Regions from separate parts of the Homo sapiens genome. Here region 1 is linked to region 2. The links are chromatin contacts, found by Hi-C or POLR2A ChIA-PET in ENCODE. All regions are on one chromosome and are shown on one strand. The core of a region is the stretch at or near the end of the contact, and the rest is flanking DNA. Distances in the headings are between cores, read along the strand shown.

Region 1 (2,700 bases), core at 80-2,579, 140 kb before region 2:
TAAATATAATCCATTCAATCATGGTTCAATAGTATTACTGAGTGGATGAAAAAAAAATATTGCCGTAATAACAGATCTGTTAAGTAAAATGGATAAAAGCATTTGTGTATTTATTGTGAATTGTTGACAGCAGGAGAAGCCATTCATTTGTTCTTACAAGAGCCATAGTAGATAAAGAAATTCAGTGAAATATCACAACTGTATGGAAGCAAATTCATTGTTGGTTTAGTTTTATGTCCTGCGGAAATTTTTCGTTTTGCTGAATCCTTTTGAAGAGTTGAACTTTATTGAAAACTATAGCCTGGCAAGGTCATGTGTGGATTATAACTGAGTTGTAAATAATTGGAAGAAGATGCATAATATATGTGAGAAACAGAGAAATAATATATGTGTTGTGAAGCAGAGTGGTAAGAGGAGTTGCAAAAATTTTTATTCTCTTCAGGCTTGGGGCAACGATTTTAAAAATCCTTAAAATTAGTTTTAAGTACTGTGAAAACAAACATGATAATGATGAAATTAAATTGAAGACTCTCTTCTACAAACAAATATCTTAAATAAAACCCTCAGAGGAAGTCATTCCTTCAGCAGACAATTTTGAACAGCTGTGTGTGAAGCCCTATGCTGCGAAGATGTAAGGTTGAAAATTTCAGATCCATGCTCTCAAAGAGCTTATCATTTGGTTAGAGAGACAAGCAGGTAAATAACCATTCCTGGTCATGAAAAGAACGAAAGATGGGCTTCATGGAAGCACAGCAAGCCAAAGGCTAAGGGAGAGAAGAGGAAGAAGCAGTATCTTCTTTTTATTCTTTTTAATTTACTGGAGCTACCCATCATGAACTAAGAATTACGTCTTTGACCAGAGAAACTGGGGCGTGCCTCACCACTGACTTCTGACTGGCCGGAAGGAGGGAGGCAATGTCATCTGGTGGCCAGTGGGTGAGCAGGGCATTTTTGGTTGAAAGAACAGCAAGAGCAAAGACATGAAGGGTTGACAGTTTCTTCCGTTCCTGGTGCATGGACCACTCTCCAGGGTGGCTGGAACAAACAGATGAAGGAGGGAGTGTCAGAGCCAGTTCCTGGTGGCCACAAATATCTCACTCAGTGCATGTGTTCCTGTTTCCCAGTAAGGAAGGGTTTTGTTCCGAGGATACAGCCAGCTTTTTTCTTTTTTTTTTGGAAGGTTTTTGAGGATTTGGAACATTTTCCCCTGTGCATTTCAGAAAATGATAGCTAATGACTGTTAGCAGCAGGGCGTGTCGCAGCTGTGCACCTGCAGCGTTGGAGAGGAGCTCTGAGGCGTGTGCATTTGTAGTCTGCGGTCCATTGCGGGAAGGACTGGGTTGTGCCTTTGATAATAGCCAGGCCTGTCTTTGAGGTGCTTTTATATAAGTTTCTAAGAGGAAATGATGAATAGGTACAAAAATATTTTTTGTACTCTCTTTTGTTTGTTTTGAATTGGTTTGTAAAGAGAGTGATTATAGTAAGTTTATAATCCTCAAGTGAGGAGGAATTAAAGACAGTTGGCTCAAATTCAGGTAAGAAACCCAAGTTAGAGAATCAAGGATAATGGCAAGACCCCCAGAAACAATGCCTTCATAGGGCAGAAGTTAGGACAGGGCTTCCTATCCGCCCAGAGTGTCCCCAGGTCTTCCGAGTGACGTCACGCCGGGCCACAGAAGGGCTGGGCGAACACCTCAGGTGCAAACCTTAGCCAGTGGGACTCAGGAACTGGAGGGAGCCCCAGAGCTGCCCGTGCCATATTGAGGCTTCTTCCCTGCATTGGGACCACATGGATGATCCAGGAAAATTCCCCTCTGTCAAGGTCAACAGACAACCTTTAAATCACCTGCCTCCTTAATTCCCATTTGTCACATAACACAGTCTATTCACAGGTCGCAGAGGCTAGCGTGTGGGATACTTGGGAGGCATTATTCCACCTGTATCATGTGTTAACCAAACCACCTCACACTCTTCATCCGACGCAGCTACAGAGTGTTTGGGGAGATGTGGCCATCAGGTGCCGAGGCCCTCACAGCTGGGGTGACCGGCTGCCTTGATGGCATTGACTGGATGTTTGCCGGACTCTTCACTTCCCTGGGGCGATAAATTGGAAGATGTTATTCAAAGGCCTAGATATTCCTGTGGTTTATTTCAGTATTTCACCGTCTCCACTGTATTATCACTAACTGCCGTGTTTGAACCGGTTGTATGTTGTGGAGGGCCGAGCCACAGGACTCGCGTAGACTCGGTACCCTCAGTACGTGTTGGCTGAATTCAGTTGCAGTGACTGACTTGGTCCTCCAATTGTTATTTGCTGTCCAGACACAGAGGCGCCTGCAGGACATTGGTGCCCCTGGGCTCAGGCACCCGGTTTCCCGGTAGGGAGGGCGGACCGGGCCGCAGGAAAGCGCGTCAGCCGGGTGTGTGCCCTGGCTGGACCGAGGGGTTTCCTCCGCTCAGTCGGCAGGGACCCTCGCTGAGGTGCGAGGACACATGGCTGACTCTGAACTCGCAGCTTCAGGGAAACCTTCCAGCAGTTTCTCCACCGCGGCTCTCACGTTCCCCGTGGCGCAGCTTCTTCGTATCACCAATGGCTCGGACACGCGGGCGCCACCCCTCTCTTGCCCTTGTCGTTGTTCTTCCTTTTGTTGGGAATGTTCTTTCTTCCCTTCCACCTGAGGATCCCTTGGCTTCCAGGCC
Region 2 (2,702 bases), core at 108-2,607:
GGATGGATGATATGAAAAGGCAGCTGTTCTCCTCCCGACCTAACCCCAATTCTTACTCCATGGGTTCATGACAGCCCATTCTGCTGGAGACTGTGTCTTAAAACTTTCTCCCCTAGTTTCTCTCAAGTACCCCTCGTGAGCTGTGATTTCACTGGGCTTTCAACTCTTAGGCCATTTTCTTTGTGCCTTTCTATCAAAGCTTTATATCAACTCAAACCATGTCTATAGTAGTTTTCCATTTTCCTTTTTTTCTTTTTTAATGATTGTAATTTTTTCAAATGGATTATGTATTTTTATATCTTTTTTCTTTTGAATTTACTTCTTTTTTAAGAGCCATTTTTTGTTTGGAGCAAAATTGAGCAGAAAGTCCGGGGAGTTCCTCGCTGCTCCCACACACACAGCCTCCCCGCTGTCGATATCTGGCACCGGAGGGGTCTGACCCTTACAAGTGAGGAGCCTATGTTGATGCACCATTATCACCCAAAGCTCATAGTTTACACGAGGGCCCACTCTTGCTGTGGAACCACGTTCCTTTTCCCCACGTGTTTTTGCATCCCTTTTCTTTTTTCTACCTTCCCAAACCCTGTGATGTTCGGAAGAGCTATGATCCCTATTCTATAGAGAGGACACTCAAGGAAGCAGCTGATAAGTAGAACCAGGACTCAAACCCAGATCTCATAACTCTAAATCCAGCAGTGGTAGTTTTTTCTCTTTAATACAATTATGACACTCCCTTTTGAACTTGTGATATATACCTGCCGCTAACACACACACACACACACACACACACACACACACACACACACACACCTTGAGAGGCTGTTGCCAATTGTTCTTTAGGCATCACACACAGCCCCGGCACACAGCAGGGGCTTAATAGATATTCCTTACATCGAAGTTGAAAGTCTTGTCTCAACATTCTGCTCTCACACACTCGCCTACAAACTCATCAAATAATAGAGCATCGATTCTCATTCTCTCCCTCTCCCTTCCTTTTAAATCTCCTGGGGCTTAGAATCCATAATTTGTGGAATTCCCGCATTCCCACAGGTGTCCTGGGAGGTGGGCAGGGCCAACACTTCAGCAGCTTCTGCAACGCAGCAGACTCCTGGGCCTGATGTGCTAGCTGCCCATTTGCTATGGGCCTTCGCTCCCCAGAAGCACCTCTCTGGGTATGGGGCAAACACCCCTCATTGCTGCAATGCAGCCTCTGCTGGAGTGAAACAGGATGCTTGATTTCTATTGCGTCAGTAGCAACACTGCCCAGAGGTCTAAGAGAGGAAGTCAGAGCAAAGCCCATCAAAGCCCACCCAGAACAGCAGGGAAATTCCAAGTCATCGGTTTCTAGTTCTCCCCATGCGTGTGGTGGCCCTGCTTTGTGGTGAGCCTCCAGGACTGTCCTGCTGTGCCTCTGAAGCACCTGCTCACAGAAGGGTGACCCATTGAGGCATGCAGTGGGTTGATACAAATGTCAACTCCAGCCCCTGTCATCAGCTAAAGGTCAGCAAATGAGTTCTCTGGCATTTGGGGTCTGCAGGAGCAAGTGAGTACTGTGAACACCTGCAGTGTGGAGACCACGTCCATCTAATTGGCGTCTATGGGGCCCAGTGCCAGGCTGGGCCCAAGTGTCGATTCAGGAAGGGTGTCTCAGGATGCAGAAGCCGCCTGATGCGTGCAGAGGTGGATAGGCCTTCAGCCTGCTCTCCTCCTCTGTCCTGCAGACCGGGTGAGTTATGTTAGCCTCTGCTTTCCCTTCCTGTCCTGAGCACAGCAATCGGGACAACCACACATCCTCTGAGAGATGATAAAAATAATGAGACCAAGAAGACTGCACCCAAATCGATGTTTTGTCTTTGCGCAGACCCCATAGTGTGTCTTGTGCTGCAGAGGGAAGCACCTGGCATCTTGGGGCCTCTTCTCTGCCCCCTCCCCACTTTGGGGAGGGGTTTTGTCGGGGGCAGCCTCCATCCTTTGGAATCCTGTCTGTGCTCTGATTCTCCCTGATGGTCTTTATAGCTTTGCATTATTTTGCTTTCAGAGAACAGAGAAATGTGAATAAGAACAGAAACATGGCACCGGTGTCCTCAGCTTCTTCCCCACCTTCACAGAACTGCTGCTGCAAACTAGTAGTTTTGAGAAATGATGAAAAACCTGTGGTTTTCCCCAAATTCCAAGAATCAGAGGCAGATTCTAGGAGGGTGAAGATGGTGTGGGCTCAAAAATGGTCATGCGGCACATCTTCTGAGGAGATATGCTGCCCATTAAAAGGGCAAAACAGGAGTTGGTGTGTGGGCAGTTCCCGCATCACACATAAAGGCTTCACCAGTGAGGCTCAGCCCAGGAACTGCCTGCCCTTGAGGCTGGGGGCTCACAAAGAAAGCTTTCCCCCAGCTTCTGATGTCCATGAAGAGCAGAGAGCATGCTGGTGGTGATTCATAACCCCCTGAAATGTATCCTCAGTTTGCCAGAGAAAAATTTCTAGGACCCACCTAATAAGTTCATTCATTGGTTCCCAGACTCGGCAGGTTTTACCAGATCCCTCACGACTGGTCCCAGCTTCTCTCCCAGCACATTACTTGAAGGTACACAAATAGTCCACTGTGCTTTGTTTCCTCTGTTTCTTCCAATTCTCTCTTCTGCTTGACCAGCTTGTACTTGAAGATCTAGGTTTTGGGAGATTCCCGGGATTGCTGCCAGGCACT

Evidence for each region. Hi-C counts contacts between places; a loop is a spot of excess contacts on that map. ChIA-PET counts read pairs that join two places held with the same protein, here RNA polymerase II (POLR2A). Pooled maps may share reads with other maps.
Region 1: a loop to region 2 is called in a pooled map, with 5 times the contacts of the local background. The contact joins the enhancer-like site here to the promoter of MYL12BP2 in region 2. A Hi-C loop is called at or near these places in 1 of 168 maps with a recorded cell type or tissue (CD4-positive, alpha-beta memory T cell) and 8 of 50 pooled maps. POLR2A ChIA-PET finds 5 or more read pairs at or near these places in 5 of 52 experiments (HepG2, OCI-LY7, activated B cell and 2 more).

Annotation. Positions count from the first base shown.
Region 1 is chr4:184,456,325-184,459,024 of GRCh38, reverse strand. All of the region lies in intron 1 of IRF2 (interferon regulatory factor 2), which reads left to right. Among named protein-coding and RNA genes, the nearest start is that of IRF2, 17 kb to the left of the region's middle. RefSeq lists an enhancer at 1,156-1,215. Within about 2 kb of position 1,329, at least 4 of the 41 ENCODE cell types and tissues checked have a DNase peak (open chromatin) inside an H3K27ac peak, as active enhancers do; they include OCI-LY7, where a contact is called at or near this core.
Region 2 is chr4:184,312,984-184,315,685 of GRCh38, reverse strand. It overlaps MYL12BP2 (MYL12B pseudogene 2), which reads left to right and starts at 1,357. Exons shown (of 3, transcript XM_047416561.1): 1 at 1,357-1,381; 2 at 1,538-1,726. The coding sequence starts at 1,357. RefSeq lists enhancers at 887-1,046, 1,177-1,446, 1,365-1,866.